Linked DNA regions of Homo sapiens: all the other regions are linked to region 1. The links are chromatin loops, found by intact Hi-C in ENCODE. Cell type or tissue: heart left ventricle. All regions are shown on one strand. Region 1 overlaps SLC24A3 (solute carrier family 24 member 3). Region 2 overlaps RIN2 (Ras and Rab interactor 2). Region 3 overlaps RIN2 (Ras and Rab interactor 2).

The links. Peaks named below come from ENCODE experiments on the same cell type or tissue, not always from the same donor. Only the 100,000 strongest peaks of a DNase experiment are listed, where the experiment ranks them.
Region 2: it touches region 1 in a loop (9-fold over the local background); 59 of 110 quality-filtered maps call a loop at or near these places.
Region 3: it touches region 1 in a loop (16-fold over the local background); 93 of 110 quality-filtered maps call a loop at or near these places.

Annotation. Positions count from the first base shown.
Region 1 is chr20:19,689,983-19,694,982 of GRCh38, reverse strand. SLC24A3 (solute carrier family 24 member 3) reads right to left here. Exons shown (of 17, transcript NM_020689.4): 13 at 1,558-1,724. Among named protein-coding and RNA genes, the nearest start is that of RIN2, 66 kb to the left of the region's middle. In heart left ventricle, a CTCF peak has its summit at 1,990; a DNase peak (open chromatin) is centred at 2,182; H3K27ac peaks cover 702 bases.
Region 2 is chr20:19,782,894-19,787,893 of GRCh38, reverse strand. All of the region lies in intron 1 of RIN2 (Ras and Rab interactor 2), which reads right to left. Among named protein-coding and RNA genes, the nearest start is that of RIN2, 27 kb to the right of the region's middle. In heart left ventricle, a CTCF peak has its summit at 2,843; DNase peaks (open chromatin) are centred at 1,413, 3,150, 3,843 and 4,390; H3K27ac peaks cover 4,550 bases.
Region 3 is chr20:19,993,053-19,998,052 of GRCh38, reverse strand. It overlaps RIN2 (Ras and Rab interactor 2), which reads right to left. Exons shown (of 13, transcript NM_018993.4): 12 at 1,211-1,374. Among named protein-coding and RNA genes, the nearest start is that of NAA20, 22 kb to the left of the region's middle. RefSeq lists an enhancer at 4,177-5,000. In heart left ventricle, a CTCF peak has its summit at 2,584 (motif pointing right); DNase peaks (open chromatin) are centred at 1,213 and 3,812; H3K4me3 peaks cover 1,008 bases; H3K27ac peaks cover 3,366 bases.

The DNA of each region.
Region 1 (5,000 bases):
GATCAAATGGAGCTACCAGCGTCCTGGCCAAACCTTGTTTTTCCTTTTTAACCCTCAGCTCAGTCCCTGTAGGAACCTGGTTTGGCTCAGCCAGTCTTGGCCTCTGGTTCATCATTTTCATGATCATGTTTGTGGCTGGGTCTGGAGTTCAGGGGAGCAGACTGCTCAGGTGGCTGGGACCAGGTCTCCGGCTTCTCCTAGTTTTCTCCCTACTCCTGGGCATTGATTGGGACTTATTAGAACCTCCACTGGAGGAAAAGGAAGCAAACAGAAGGAAGTTGAACCTCAGATGAGTCAGGTCAGTTAGCCCGCTGGTTAGGGGGCTGCACAGAAAATCATGTAGCACCTTAAGGTCAGGGACAGCCAACACTGTCCCCCAAATCCAGATAGGAGGTGGCTCTTGGTGCATATGTCAGATGAAAACATTAGTGAATGCAGGATGAGGGAGAAACCCCTGGCTATAAAACTTGGGTTTTAAAAAAATGTTTGTGATATTGAGGAAAGAGATGATTATGAATTAGTTGTGTCAGGTTTACAAATTTGCAACCCATGTAGCAAAATTTTTCTGGGTATTTTTGTTCTTACCAAAATATCTTTTTCATAACCTTCTTTTTAGCTCTTGAGTTTAATTCTCCAGAATTTATATTACATTTCTATCCAACACTCAAGGCAAGATTAATTTGGATTTGCATCATTTTGCCATGCTTTTTAATTTCTGTCCAATCCTAATGATTTGGAATTTCTCCCCAGTTAAAAAGTATAGCCATAAATGGGTAATGCATTCTGGAAGGCTGGGTTTCCTAAAATGGCTTTGTTAAGGTCAAAGCCACTGAATCGATGTCAATCAACTAATATCAGTCAATGTCAATCAACCAATGTGAATCACTGAGTCATTATTTTAGCCTCAGAAGGGACCCTTGAGTGATCACCTCATACAATGCCTCATTGTCTGGCTGAAGAAACTAAGATGCCGATAGGGATTGATCATCATTTCCCAATTCTTTGTGCCTTTCCTCCATGTCCTTTGCCCTGTGACATGGCTGTTCTTCCCACTGGAGCAGGTGGAGTACACTTCCCCCATGCCATTGATGTGGGGCTTGGCCAGTAAAATGTGTGTGGACGTGATGGTAAGTCAGGGCCAGGCGAAGATCCTGGAGGCATTTCGTGTTTCCACGTACTCTCTTGCATTCTAATGATGCACTGTGAGAAGAGCATACCCCAGGTAGCTAGCCTCTGGTACAAAGAAAATGAGCAGACACGTGGAGTAGACATGGACCCCACCTGCTGCCTGAATCAAACATGACCACCCTGAAGCCTGAAGCAGAGCTGCATAGCAGGTCCCAGCTAAGATTAATGAATCCACAGTCAACATGAAGACGTGTGAGCAGGAGAATCGATGCCTGCAATTCTAAACTACTAAGTTTAGGAGTGGTTCGTTGTGCAGCTTATTGTAGCAATAGCTGACTAGTACAGTTATCGGCTGAAACCCTGACTCTTATTCCCTTCTTTATTCTCTAAAGAGATTTAACAGTGCCATGGGGTCCCGATTGCACTCACCATCCACACCATCATGTAGGAGAAGGCTGCGATCCACAGCGTGGAGGAAGCAAACGTCACCATGAACCATTTCTCCCAGCGCGGCTTGTTGCAGTTGGGTACAGTGAAGTATAAGACGAAACTCAGCGGCCAGGTGAACGCCCATTTCACTGTTTCCAGTTTACCCGCTGGAAAAATGAAAAAGGCCAAAAAGAAATAAAAAAAAAATAACAAAGAACCCCAGTTAGCTTTATTTCTTTGCTCTGCCAAGTGTCTGTACTGCTTTCCCCAGAATTAAACCTTATTATATTGCTCTTTTTCTAAAACATTCAAATGACTTTCCATCACCAACGAAACCTGACATGCAACACCAAACAGAATTAAAAAAAAAATTACCCACTGCCCACCTGCTGATTAGGTCTCCGAAATGAGAGGGTGAATCACTTCTTAGTAATACCAGGCTAGGGGGATGGTTTGGCAGATGGCCAGGTGGGAAAAGAGAGGAGGATACTCAGGTCAAAAAAGAGGTGGAATGTGTGTAGGTGCAGGGGGTCGAAATGGGGGTGGGGAGCTAGGAAGACCTCCAGTGGGCTTCTGTTTTCCACGTTTTCGCCCGATAATAAAGCGTCAGCGGACGCAGCGCCACCTGGTGGAATTTCTCAGCATCGTCGGTCAGCGCGCCGGAATCTTCAAAGAGGATTTGAAGGCTCTCCCTAGACCTGTATTACTAACCTGATTAACTGCTAATTCACCTCTAGAAATAAATATGCATACATATTTCCATGTATTCCTCAATGCAATCCAGATACACAGTGCCTCTACCTTCCAGAAAGTTTGCTGTGCCTCTTTCTAGTCAAACCCTCACCCTCTACCACCATAGATATTGTTTTTACTGTTCTCCAACTTCAAATAAAACCATATAGGATGTTTTCGTGCCTTCCTTCTTCTTTTCAACATAATGTGATTGAGATTCATTCATGTTGCGTGATCCATTCCTTTTAATTGCTGTGTAGTATTCCCTCCTATGAATGTGCTACGATTTGTTATCCATATGGCGGTGGGTGAGCATTTGTTTGTTGCCAGTTTGAGGGTATTACAAGCCAGGTGACTATGAACATTGTTGTACAAGTCTTTTTGTGGTCATGTTTCATCTCTCTTGGACGAAGACCCAGGAAAATTGCTGAGTCATAAGGTGGGTATTTATTTAACTTTATAAGAAACTGCCAGTTTTCCAAAATGATTGAACCATTTTATATTCCCACCAGAGTTAAGGAGGAATTTTTATATTATAACATTTGAACAGTAATTAAATGTTTAATAAAATGTATTTTATAATTTTAGACCAGTATCCAGTATTTGTTTCATATATCCTACCAATCTCCAAATAGTTTCTTAAAACTGCATAGATAGAAAAAGTATCTAACATTATTTCTGGCACCCTCTGGCCTCTCTTAAAGGGCCGAGGCACAGTGTCTATGGGAGGCAGAGGGGTTTCTCATTAGATGGTGCTGGGCTCCGGTCCCTGCTCTGTGGCTTATGAGTTGAAAGACTCAGTTAATTAAACTCTCTACACCTCAGTTTCTTCATCTGTGAAAATGTGTATACAGCAGCACCGAGCTCACAGAGTTGCTGGGAGAATTAAATGAGATGATATTAGGATGAGGGCTGGGACAACATGAGCTCACAAGTCGTTCCTGTCAAAATCCTGGGAGTCATTCTTGATCTTTCCCTTTCTTTTATCCCCCACAGCCAACCCTGGCAACCTGACAGGACATTCCCACCATCTCATCATCCCCACAGCCTCCGCTGGGGCCAGGTTCACCAAGGCCTGGCTGACAACCTGGCTTCCTACGGGGACTACTGCTCCAATGCCTATCCTACCTCCATCTGTTTGCTACCAGTAGCCAGAGGAAAGAGTCTCAAAAACCAAATTGTTCTAGAACCTTCCACTGGCCTCCACTGCCCTTAGAGTAAAATCAGGTCTCCCCACCATGGTCTGTAAGGCACTGCCTGATTTTGCCGCACCTGCCACTCTCCCTGCTCACATACTCCCTGGTCTTGGCTAACTTTCTGTCCTCAGACACTCCAAGCCTTTTCCTGCCTCAAGGACTTTGCCCTCGCAGGTCTTCTGCCTGGATCTTCTCATGGCAGAATCTGCCCTGTCACGCAGGCCACTTCACTGCTCGAATGTCACTGAGCCCTCAGATAAATCTAAATATAACTCTCATCATCTCACTCCAGCTTTTCTATTTGTTTCATAGCAAATATTTTTATTTGTTTCATGCGAATATTTCCTGTCTTAAACCATCAGGGTTGTTTCTTAATTTATTTTCAGTCTCCCTCAAATTAGAATAAAGTCTATGAGAACAGGGGTCTTCTCACTTGTTTAGCACCTGATTGAAAGGCAGGGATAGTGCAGGGCTTATATTGCATTTTCAGTAAATATCAGTAACAGTAGTAGTAATAATGTTATTATGAACAATCTAATCAGACAGACCAAAGAAAATTACTTGGTTTTGAGAATCTAAGGCTATCCAATTTACAAGTACAGAGTAAAGCAAACAAACAAAAAAAATAGTAAGAAAAGAGAAGTGTTTTCCTATTAGCTGCTATGAGTCTTGTTAGATTTAAGCTTTGGAGATGGTCAAGTGAATGATGAGAACATAGAGACTGTGCTTGCTTTGTAAATCAAGAAGCCTGGCTGAGAGTTGTTTGGAGAGGGGCTTCCAGATGCTGCAGAATCCAGGATATGGCCAGCTCTTTGGATCCCAAATGCATCCTGGAATTTGGCACATTCCTAAATCCCGCAATGTGCTGATAAGGCATTTACCCATGTGGAACCTCCTAGAATCCCCTCAACGGCCTTCCATATGGCTGATGCCCTCAAACGGACAGAGTAACTCGGTTTAGTTTAAAATACACACCCAATCAAAGATTACGAAGAAACACAGGAAGAGGAAGAGAAATGATCCCAACTTGGCTCTTTCACATTCTTCAGAAAATAAAAAAAAAGAGGGAAGAAAAAAATGAAGTCAGAATTTACGAGTGCAAGAGCTTGGAAAATGATATTGATTAGACAAAGTTGTAAGAAGTGTAAGTTAGTGCCAGTGAATTTTGAGTTTTTATCAACTGCTTTAAAAATTTCTGACTGGACACTGGGAGGGCATTATATCTGGAAAACATCATTTTCAATGACATATATGCTTTCTTTAAGTTATTGCCCCTTTGTAACAACAGAACCTTAAAAGCAGAAATTCAATGAGCATTATCTGAATCATATATTTAAATGTAATGCAGCAAATATAACAAATATAAAGGTGTTTTTTAAAAATGATTTTGAGGAACAAAGGCAGTCAAATAAAGATCACCCACATTTTAGCTGGTCTTAATTTTCCTTTTTTTTTTTTTTTTTTTTTGAGACAGAGTCTCACTCTTTTGTCCAGGCTGGAGTGCAGTGGTGCAAT
Region 2 (5,000 bases), 93 kb before region 1:
GAGATTGTCTTGTGTAATGCATAGGGTAGTAACATGGTTGCCAGTAAGCACATGCTTGAGTCAAGCAGTTTAATACCTGAACTGTCTATCCTCCCCTTACTAGATCTATGTCTCTGGACCTGGAGCTTAAAATACAAAATCCAGAAAGCATAACATAATGATAGCACTAGCTACCACTTATTGAGCACTCAGTATATGCTTGACATTGTATTAAGCCATTTATGTCTATTATTTCATCCAATCCTTGCCATAACCTTCATAACAACAGATGAGGCAACAAAGGCATGAGAGATAAATTTACTTGCCTGTGGTCACACAGCCAGTAAGTGAGGGAGCCAGGATTCAAACCATCTGACTCCATGACATTAATCACTACACTTTTGCCATCAGGAATAAAATCTTCTCCCTCTAGCCCCGCATTTGAGGTCATTTCTCTCTCTCTCTCTCTTTTTTTTTTTTTTTTTTTTTTTTAAGATGGAGTCTTGCTCTGTCGCCCAGGCAGGAGTGCACTGGTGCGATCTCAGCTCACTGCAACCTCTGCCTCCTGGGTTCAAGCAATTCTCCTGCCTCAGCTTCCCAAGTAGCTAGGATTACAGCTGCACGCCACCATGCCCAGCTAATTTTTGTATTTTTTTAGTAGAGATGGAGTGTCACCATGTTGGCCAGGCTGGTCTCGAACTCCTGACCTTGTGATCTGCCTGCCTCGGCCTCCCAAAGTGCTGGGATTACAGGTATGAGCCACTGTGCCCAGACAGTCATTTGTCTTTATTATGGCCTAGAATGTTAAATATGTTTGCTCACCATAGAATTAACTTGAGAGCTACCCAATGTTGGGTTTCATTAGAAATCCTTGAGACCAGCAGCCACATTTTTAGTCCCTATGTCCTTTTAGCTTTATCCCATCCAGAAACAAAATAAATAGCTCTCCAGTAACCTATCCTATCATTTACTTTCACCAAAAGCAATAGATACATAAAGCTTTGCAAGTACAAAAACAGAAAATCACTGGAAAATAACTCAATTCTTTTCCACTGGAAAGGTTAGCATGTAAGCTAAATCTAGAGAGGAATATAATTCTTCCCCAAAGAGACATGTTCTGTCCTATCAACTTCCGCTATAAAAATTATCCAAAACAGCACTACCGCAAAAGGTATTAGGCATAGTCACTACACTTTCCCTAGAAATGATGGCTTCATGCATCTTCACGCTTCATGCATCCTCATTATCTATTGCTATATAACTAGTCACCGCAAGACTCAGTGGCTTAAAACAATAATCATTTTATTATTGCCATGGTTTCTGAGTGTCTGGAATTCAGGAAGGGCTTGGCTGGGTTGTTCTGGCTCAGAGTCTCAAATGTGGTTGCAGCCAGATGGTAACTGGAACTGGAACAAAAGGCAGAGTGTGTGGGGGTGGGGAACGGGAAGGTATGGCTGGAACAGCTGGAGACTGCTACGGTATCTCTCTCTTTCTTCATGTAGCTTCAGGGCTTTGTCATGTGATCTGTTTGCCCGGGGCTAGTTTGGGTTTCCTCATAGCATGGTAGCCTCAGAACAGTCTAACTGCTTGCATGGCAGCTCAGCACTCCAGCAAGAATGTACCAGACAGCAAGGTGGAAATTGCACTATCTTTTTCTTTCCAAATTATCCTCAGAAGTAATGCAGTATTATTTCTGCTGCATTCTATTGGGTACAAGTGAGACACAAACCCACTCAGACTCAAGAGACAGGCATTCAACTTTACCTCTTGATAAGGAGGTGCCTAGGAGAAGGTGTGGGATGGGTGATGACATTGTGGCTATGTTTAGAAAAATACAATCTGTCCCACAGACTGAAGTTAGCAATGCACTGGAAATCTCACAGAGGGGGAAGCCATTCCCATTCTCATTTTTCACATGTATAAACCAAGGCGAAGCATTTCTAAGCTGCTTGTGGTCACACAGAGGCAGGGAAGAAACTATCACATGTGTTACTTTGACATATATACAACTTTAATGATGAATATAATGTATGAAAATTACTTTTTAAAGTATAAAATACGGCATCATTTATGGTAGTCATTCATTACAATTTGAAAACATCTCTGAAAAGTTTATCTCTGAAAGTTTGACATATTACCAAGGAGAATGAAGCTCTCCTTGGAAAGTTTAATCCACTCAACTTGATCTTCCCTGGGAAAGTATTTGGGTATTTCCTAGTCTCATATAATAGAGAACTTGGCAAGTAAAAATGATAGCCAACATTGGCCTTGCACAATGTTCCCCACTGAAATAGCCAGTACGCTTATGGATAAGAAATGCTTGCCTTGGGCTGGGGTTTAGAAAACATAGGCCTGTGGATGGGAAAAGGCAACAGTTCTTGTCCATCTACTGTCCACTGAAAGGATGTCCTGCCTGGCAGCACAAAAGCATCTGCAAACTGAATTTCCCCATTTCCTCTCCGGAGTTCAGTCAACTCTCATTTCACTTCATCCTGGGTTTTGCCCATTTTAGTTCTGATTTTTTTATTAAAGGTTGGGTTTTTTAGCATATGAAAGTTCTTATGTTAGGACATTTAATTAGTGGTGGAATGTCATTAGTTTTCTTTTGCTCTGGTGTGTGTGTGTGTGTGTGTGTGTGTATGTAGAGGGGTGAGAACATTGACTAGCTGAAATGCTTAGATTCACAAACTCGTTTCTTCTGATTGCAGCTTTGCTTGCACGTTGTCTGCCACTTTCTGCTCCTTTTGTCATCTATTTTCTTTACTGGATCGTGAGTGAGAGTTGATGTAGGCAGGGGACAGCGTGTGGGTGGTTAGCCAGGTTTCTTGATTCAGATGCGCCCTCTACCGTTGATAGAGTGAAGTGTAATTTCTTTATTGTGCTTACTCTGGAAGAGGGGAAGCATGTCTGATTTTGCGGTTTTCTTTGATCTCTGAAGGACCCTTTATTTTATTCTTTTTGCCTTCTTTCTGGATATCACCAAGTCTCCAAGGGGCAGTGCCCTTCCTAGTTTCCCTCCTCTCTCCCAGTAACCTCGCCTTTCCTACGGCTGTAGCCTCCAGTCTCACACTGTCTGGTATTCCCACTCAGGATGGGGCCTGTCCTTCCAGGGGTAATGTGATCTGGGCTGCATCACCCCGGGCTATGCACACTCCTGCCCTTCTCCACTTGTCCTCTGTGGTCCCCGCCCAATGCTCTAGACAGGGGCGGGCTCCGGAGCCTGCCTGGCTGGACCTGGATACTTCTCTCACTACTTACAGGAAATTTGAAGTCTGTAGAATTTTGTCTCTTAGTAATCCTGAGGGCTTGTGTAAACAATGGTTTTATTTGCTCTATTTGTTGATTTGGGTAAATTTTTTTAAGTTATGGTAAGAGATTTGGATGCAGGCAACCACCATTATTCTACTGAAATTCAGAGTTCCCTATGTGTTTAAATAATAATGCCATTTACTGTGCTAAAACATCCATTTACCCAAATCTATTTGCTCTTCACAATACAAGCATTTCTTAGTGCAACAGTATATATAGCTTTTTAAACAAGGAACCCTTTGTAATAACTAAATGCATACACACACACATACACACACACACACATAATTGTTTAAATTCCTTTCTGACCACTATAGCATACTTGAAGCTACAATTCTTAGATATCATCAGCCATCACCAAAACAAGCAAACTTCCTACATCAACTGCATCAGCAAAGGGCACAGCACCCTTGATAGCATCTGCTGTCCTGAATAAAACTACAGGTTGCAGGAGTTGCTGGCAAAGCCGCATGTGATTTTCCAGTTGCCTTGGGGTAGCAGGCAATTGGCCAATTTCAAGCAGCGCCATCCGGTGCCACGTGCCAGCCCTGCTCTGACACACTGTGTCCGTCAGTGTCTCACTGTGCTAACCTGGCCTCGGCCCTGGAGTAGACACTGCAGGTGCTGCTCGTGTCCCCTCTTCCACGACAGCCTGCTGGACTCCACACAGCCAGCATCCCCGTCTCCTTGCCTGAGGGTTCCTCTGGCTCTTGGAATGAGCTTTTCCCAGGGAGAGGCCTGAAATGCTGGGAATCAGTTCCCAGACCCCAGTAGCCCTCAATCTACAACTGATGAGAGCGAGTGTGAACACCTGCCCTGCACCTCCCACACCTCCACCCCTCGTGGGATAGTCAGCTTCCCGGCAGGGGTAAGCTCTAGCTGTCCATGGGGTAAATTATTGATAATACACTCCATATTGTTGCCTCCCTCCCTTGCCTCACCTCCCCACTTTCCTAGGGGTTTCCTGGGACCGCCTTCCCCATCAACTACTTGCATTCTAATCAAATCCTTGTTCAGAGCCGGCTTCGGGAGGAATTCAGATCCAGACAGCTCCCCAGCTCAGGGCCTCACCTCCAGCCACCCAGAGCCTTTGCCTGGACAGGAATCACCCAGGTCAGAGACAGCCCCAGCTGGGTCCCCATCCAAACAGGGCAGGAATGAGAGGGGACGCCCAAAAACCTGGGGGTCTAGGGAAGCTCAGGAGAAGGCCCTGATGAGAGTTTGCAGAGAACCCTGGTGTGGCATGGCTGAGACTCAAAGGGGCAGTGATGGGGAAGGCCATCTACAGTCCATGACAAAGGCCTGTGCACACAGTAACTTCTCTGCTGATGTTTGTGGGATTAATAAATGAGCAGGAATTTAGTTTGAGAAAACCGTATGAATATAAACCCTGTTAAACACAGAAAGTTTTTCCAGTTACAACTCTAATATAACAAATATTTGTTGTGTTATGATCTGATACAGCAACACACTACCACCAGGATGAGCGAGAGCTGGGATTTATAGACTCCCACCCACCACCAACGTGGGGCACTCAAGAGAACCCACCACTGACCATAGGCGGCCGCTGCTTTGAATTCCTGGGTGGGGTCACATATTAAGAGAGATGGAAATGGTTTAAGCTTGTCTTCAGACACTCACTGTCCAAAGCTGCTAGGCATTCTAGGCTCCTCCTGTTGCAGGCCTGAGCTGGACAGCCAGCATACAGGTAG
Region 3 (5,000 bases), 300 kb before region 1:
GAGCAGAGATCGTGCCACCACTGCACTCCAGCCTGGGTGACAGAGCGAGACTCTGTCTTAAGAAAAAAAAAAAAGCAGGTGAATCTGGATGTGTAGACAAATCTGTCTTGCTTTCCACATCCCTGCTTGGAAACTCATCATGGGGAACATAGAAACAAACCACAGGAAGGTTTTATCATTTAATTTAAAACCTTCAAAATATTATTTGCAGACATTTGCCAACTCACTCATTATTTCATAGACAATGAGCAAATCAGGAATTGTGTTGGGTAAGGATTTCTTTGTTTCTTTTTTGAGACTAAGTCTCACTCTGTTGTCCAGGCTGGAGTGCAGTGGCGTGATCTCGGCTCACTGCAACCTCCATCTCCTGGGTTCAAGCGATTCTCCTGCCTCAGCCTCCCAAGTAGCTGGGATTACAGGTGCCTGCCACTACACCCAGCTAATTTTTGTATTTTTAGTAGAGACAGGGTTTCACCGTGTTGGCCAGGCTGGTCTCGAATTCCTGACCTCAGGTGATCTGCCCACCTTGGCCTCCCAAAGTGCTGGGATTACAGGCGTGAGCCCTGATGCCTGGCCTTGGGTAAAGATTTCTATAGCCCTAACCCACCTGTCCATTCTAAGAAACAAGCTCACTGGGAGTCCCACATTCCCAAGCAGCAGCTCACGGTCAGGAAAAGCCCTGGCCAGGGAACCTGAGCAGGACTCGCTCAGATGCTCGCCTGGTCACTCTGCGCCGTGGACGGCTGCCATAGCTGTTGCTGCTGCTGCTGAGATTCTGGGGTCTTCTGTTTTGGAGAGTGGGCGAGAGAAAAGGGAAGGAGACATCGCTGTTCCTCTCCCTCTTCCCAAAGAGAAACTAGGCCAATTGCATCGCGTAACACAGCGGCTGTTTCCTGATGAAACAAAATCTCCAACGTCTGTGCCAAGTGCTTCCTCCTCCTTTTTGACTTATCGTCTGCTTGATTGGGCAGAGATTCTGCCTTAATTCAACTTGGTTTTCTTAAAGACAGCAAAACTTGGGCCAAGTATCCCATGCGTATATAAATGTAAAGAAAACAGATCAGTGTAACAAGGCCAGAGGGTGGTTTGAGATATCCCTTTCCTGCCAAATAATTCAACACAGTGGGGACCTCTGAGCTGGGATGTGCTGGGTGAGCCAGCTCCGCATTCCTGGAGGACGAAGGAAGCAAAGGGGTGGCCAGCTGCACACCTGGAAGTCGTCCACAGAGGGGATGGTCCGGTTGGTGGTTCTCCGTTTGTGCCACTGCCTCAGGGTGTCTCTGGTTTCTGAGCTGAGCAGTCGCGCTGCTTGTTCTTCTTGGAAATTCTTTATCAGAGAAAGTGCTCCATATGCGCTTGTCAAGTAATAGCCTCCTGAAAAGAGCAGAAAGAGTGGGTCCTCCCAGTGCCAACCTCCGCTCACGGGTGATAACAGGGGATGCCAGCGTTAGAAGGCATGTTTTGTATTTTTAGTATTTCTTCAACATGCATTTCCTTGTGGGATCACAGAAGCACACACCCAAGAGCATGGCACTCACTCCTCCATCCATCCCTTCACACAGCCATCCCACAGAGATTTCTGGAGCGACCCAGGCCTGGGAGGGGCCAAGGGGGCACAGACAAGCCAGGCTGACAAGGTTCCTGTTTTTCAATGATGGGATTTCCATTCTAGTGCGTGAGACTGACCAAGCCACTAAAGTGTTTTTTTTGTTTGTTTGTTTTTTTGTTTGTTTGTTTTTGAGACGGCGTCTTGCTTTGTCACCCAGGCTGGAGTGCAGTGGCACAATCTCAGCTCACTGCAACCTCCGCCTCCCAGGTTCAAGCGACGCTCCCACCTCAGCCTCCCGAGTGGCTCGGATTAAAGGCATGCACCACCACGCCTGGCTAATTTTTGTATTTTTAGTAGAGATGGGGTTTCACCATATTGGCCAGGCTGGTCTTGAACCTTGGCCTCAACTGATCCACCTGTCTCGGCCTCTCAAAGTGCTGGGATTACAGGCATGACCACCATGCCCAGCCGAAATTATTAAAGTGCAATTATGAAAAATGTTTGCCAGGAGTAGTTGGGGTATTAAGGCCTGACGGGGAGGTGGGGGGAAAGTCAGGCGTGTGAGGTGATCCAAGGCCAGTATCCCCTCCATCAGTCCAGACTCGTGGCAACACTTGCTCTTGGCTTTTTCTTTTAGAAATTGATATTTTCTATCTCTGATAAACAAGAATTTGGTTTAAAAAAAAGTAAAAAGGAAAAAACGCAATGAGTATTTTCTAAATCTTAAGTAAACTATACACTTTGAAAGAACTGTTCGCAAAAATGTGGACACTTCAAAAATAATTTCTCTCCCTTGATTCCCTTTCTTACCCCCCCCTTCCTTTGGGACTAACATAACATCTGGCATTTAGGATAAAATAATTTACAGGAAAGTGATGTTCCTGTGATGGTGTATTTAGGAATGATCTCTTATGTTCTTGAGGAGTGTAAAAAGGGCTGACGACACTGTAAGATGTGTATGTATTCCTTCATAGTTTTTGTCCTAACATATAATTAGGTGCCTGGGGAGGAACTTATGGTCTCTGCGCTGAAGAGCCACTAGGGGTCGCCCTGAATGTTTATTAAAAATTCCCTAATTGGGCACAGCATATTTTAGATTTAGAGACATTCTTTGTCAAAATACTCATTGAATCTCTACTGTGAGCCACAGCTACAGAGAAGAAAGTAGGTTTGTAAGAAATAGAATCTGAGTCCCCACTCTCCAGAAGTTTATGAATGTGTTTTGTTTTTTTTTTTTTTTTTAAAAAAAAAACAGACACTGGCAATTTATTCCTGCAGGGACCAGAAGTTAGTTTGGCGAAATGAGTTTTGTGCAGAAGTGTCACCTTTAGGGCCAAAGTATTTAGCTTTATTCATGTGAGACCCTGCAGAAGCCTCTCTCTGGTCAATAAGTGGCAATATGCAAGATGGCAACTGTCCCCTCCATGTGGATCAGGAGCCACACGCCCTGCAAACTCGTGCTGGACATGAACACGAGAAAGAAAAATACCCTTCTTGTTTTCAGGTTGCAGATGAAGACTTGAGGTTATTTTTTCCCGCGGCATAATCTGGGTCACCCTGAGCCATGCACTTTCCATTGATCACATGTCAAGCTTTTTGTGTATAGAGTGATCTGAAGGGTTTTCCAGACCTTGCCACCTACAGTATAATCACCCTAGTTAAGAGTTTTGAATTGTTGATCTTTACCAAATATTCGCCCCACAAACAAATCAGCATGTGACTGTGTGTGAAACTCAGTAATCCAGAATACAGATGCTACATGGAGAATTTCAGGAGAAATCAATATGAACATAAGTATTCAGGAAAGGCCGTATGGAGGGTCAGGATTTGAGCAAGGACTCGGAGAACTGTTACAATCTTTGTGGGGGTGGAGGGGGGCTCCTTTGGACTTCAAATTTTAGACTCCCTAGCTCTCATCTGTTCAGGACGCTAAGGAGAAAACTCAAATGCTGGAAGCACAAAATTGACCACACTTTGAAACATGTGGATGCAATTAGAGAAGGTTTTAAATTTCAGCAAGACTATAACCCTACCACAAGAGCTGTGCACTTCTAAGGGATTCTATGACGCCTTTTTGGTAAATGAGAATACCTGCTTAAACAGCGGAAAACAGACGTGGCTGCTACCCCGCAAACCAAAGAGGACTTTGGGCAGGCACGGAAAAGTCCAATCTGTATTTTTGCCACTGCTCAGTAGCCTCTTCCTCCCAGGCTGCATAGCTTCAGTTCGATGCTGTGCAGGCCTGGTCTGTGATCACAGCCAACCCAACTGGGCCGCCTACTTCCCAAGGAAGGCAGCCAAGAAGCCCCAGACACGGTTAAGTGGAAGCAGGCTCTATTTAAGTGCGAGCTCACCAGCAGCTTTTGTATCCTCACTAGCTGTGCCCTTGTCTTTCTTGTGGGATTCGTGGAGGAGAAGACAGCCACCTGTCCATTAGTCATCAACACAGGGCCTTGCCCTGGGCCAATCTGGGAAAGGGGCAGGAAGTAGCTGTTTCTATCCTTGAGCCACAAGATACAAGCAATGTTTGTCCTGAGTGCACATTGTCAGCAACAGAATCGACTTTCTAAGTGAAACCGGCGTGTCTTTTTCCCCAAAGCCCTAAGAGCTCTACATACTTATATTACTAGAATTAAACATGATCGAAGCTCGAAAAAGAATAACCAAACCCCAAACTGTATTAATAACAAACATTACAGTGGAAGGAAGGAAAGCATGCTATGTAGACTAACATGCTTCTCTTGGTCCCTGGGCAAAACCACATGTTTGGCCTTGTCCTGTCTAATCCCAGGGCAGAGCAGGCAAGAAAAGCTCCAGGGAGGGCCTTGGAGGCTCATCGGGGAGTGTCTGGTTCCATGGTTAGTAATATTAATAAGGGGACAGAAGAGGCTAAAGGGTGAAAGCATGAAAGAGGCCCATTCATACCTGCCTGGGATCGGGTACGGGAGGAGAGATATTCATCCCCCATCCTGAGTCAGCACTACCCATGGTCACGTGGGAAGGGCATAATCGGGCTCCAAGGAGGGCGGTCCCTCCGACAGGAAAAGTTAAGGCCTGGTGAATTCACATTACAGGACTGAGGAGACTAAGGGGGCACATTCTGGGGGTGGTAAAAATGCATTTCATTCCCTCCAGGGAAAATGCTGGGATGACTCATTCCTTAGGGAATCCTGTCAGAGATGGACCTTTCTACTCAAGCCCAGACTGAAACTCACGGGAAAAAAAAAAACGAAACCGTGACAATCCCCCCCAGGGCTTGTCTGGGCTTTTATCTGGATATATAAAAATGGATTAAGAGGATTCACAGTGCACAGGCCCTGATTTGTTCTCCTTTGAAAAGATAAGCTCACATAGAGTCCCAGTTATTTCTGCGTTTCAAGGCTGTGCACTACTGTGCCAAACATCCTAATCATTTCCATGTAAAATACCTAAGCTATGTGTAAGGAGAAGG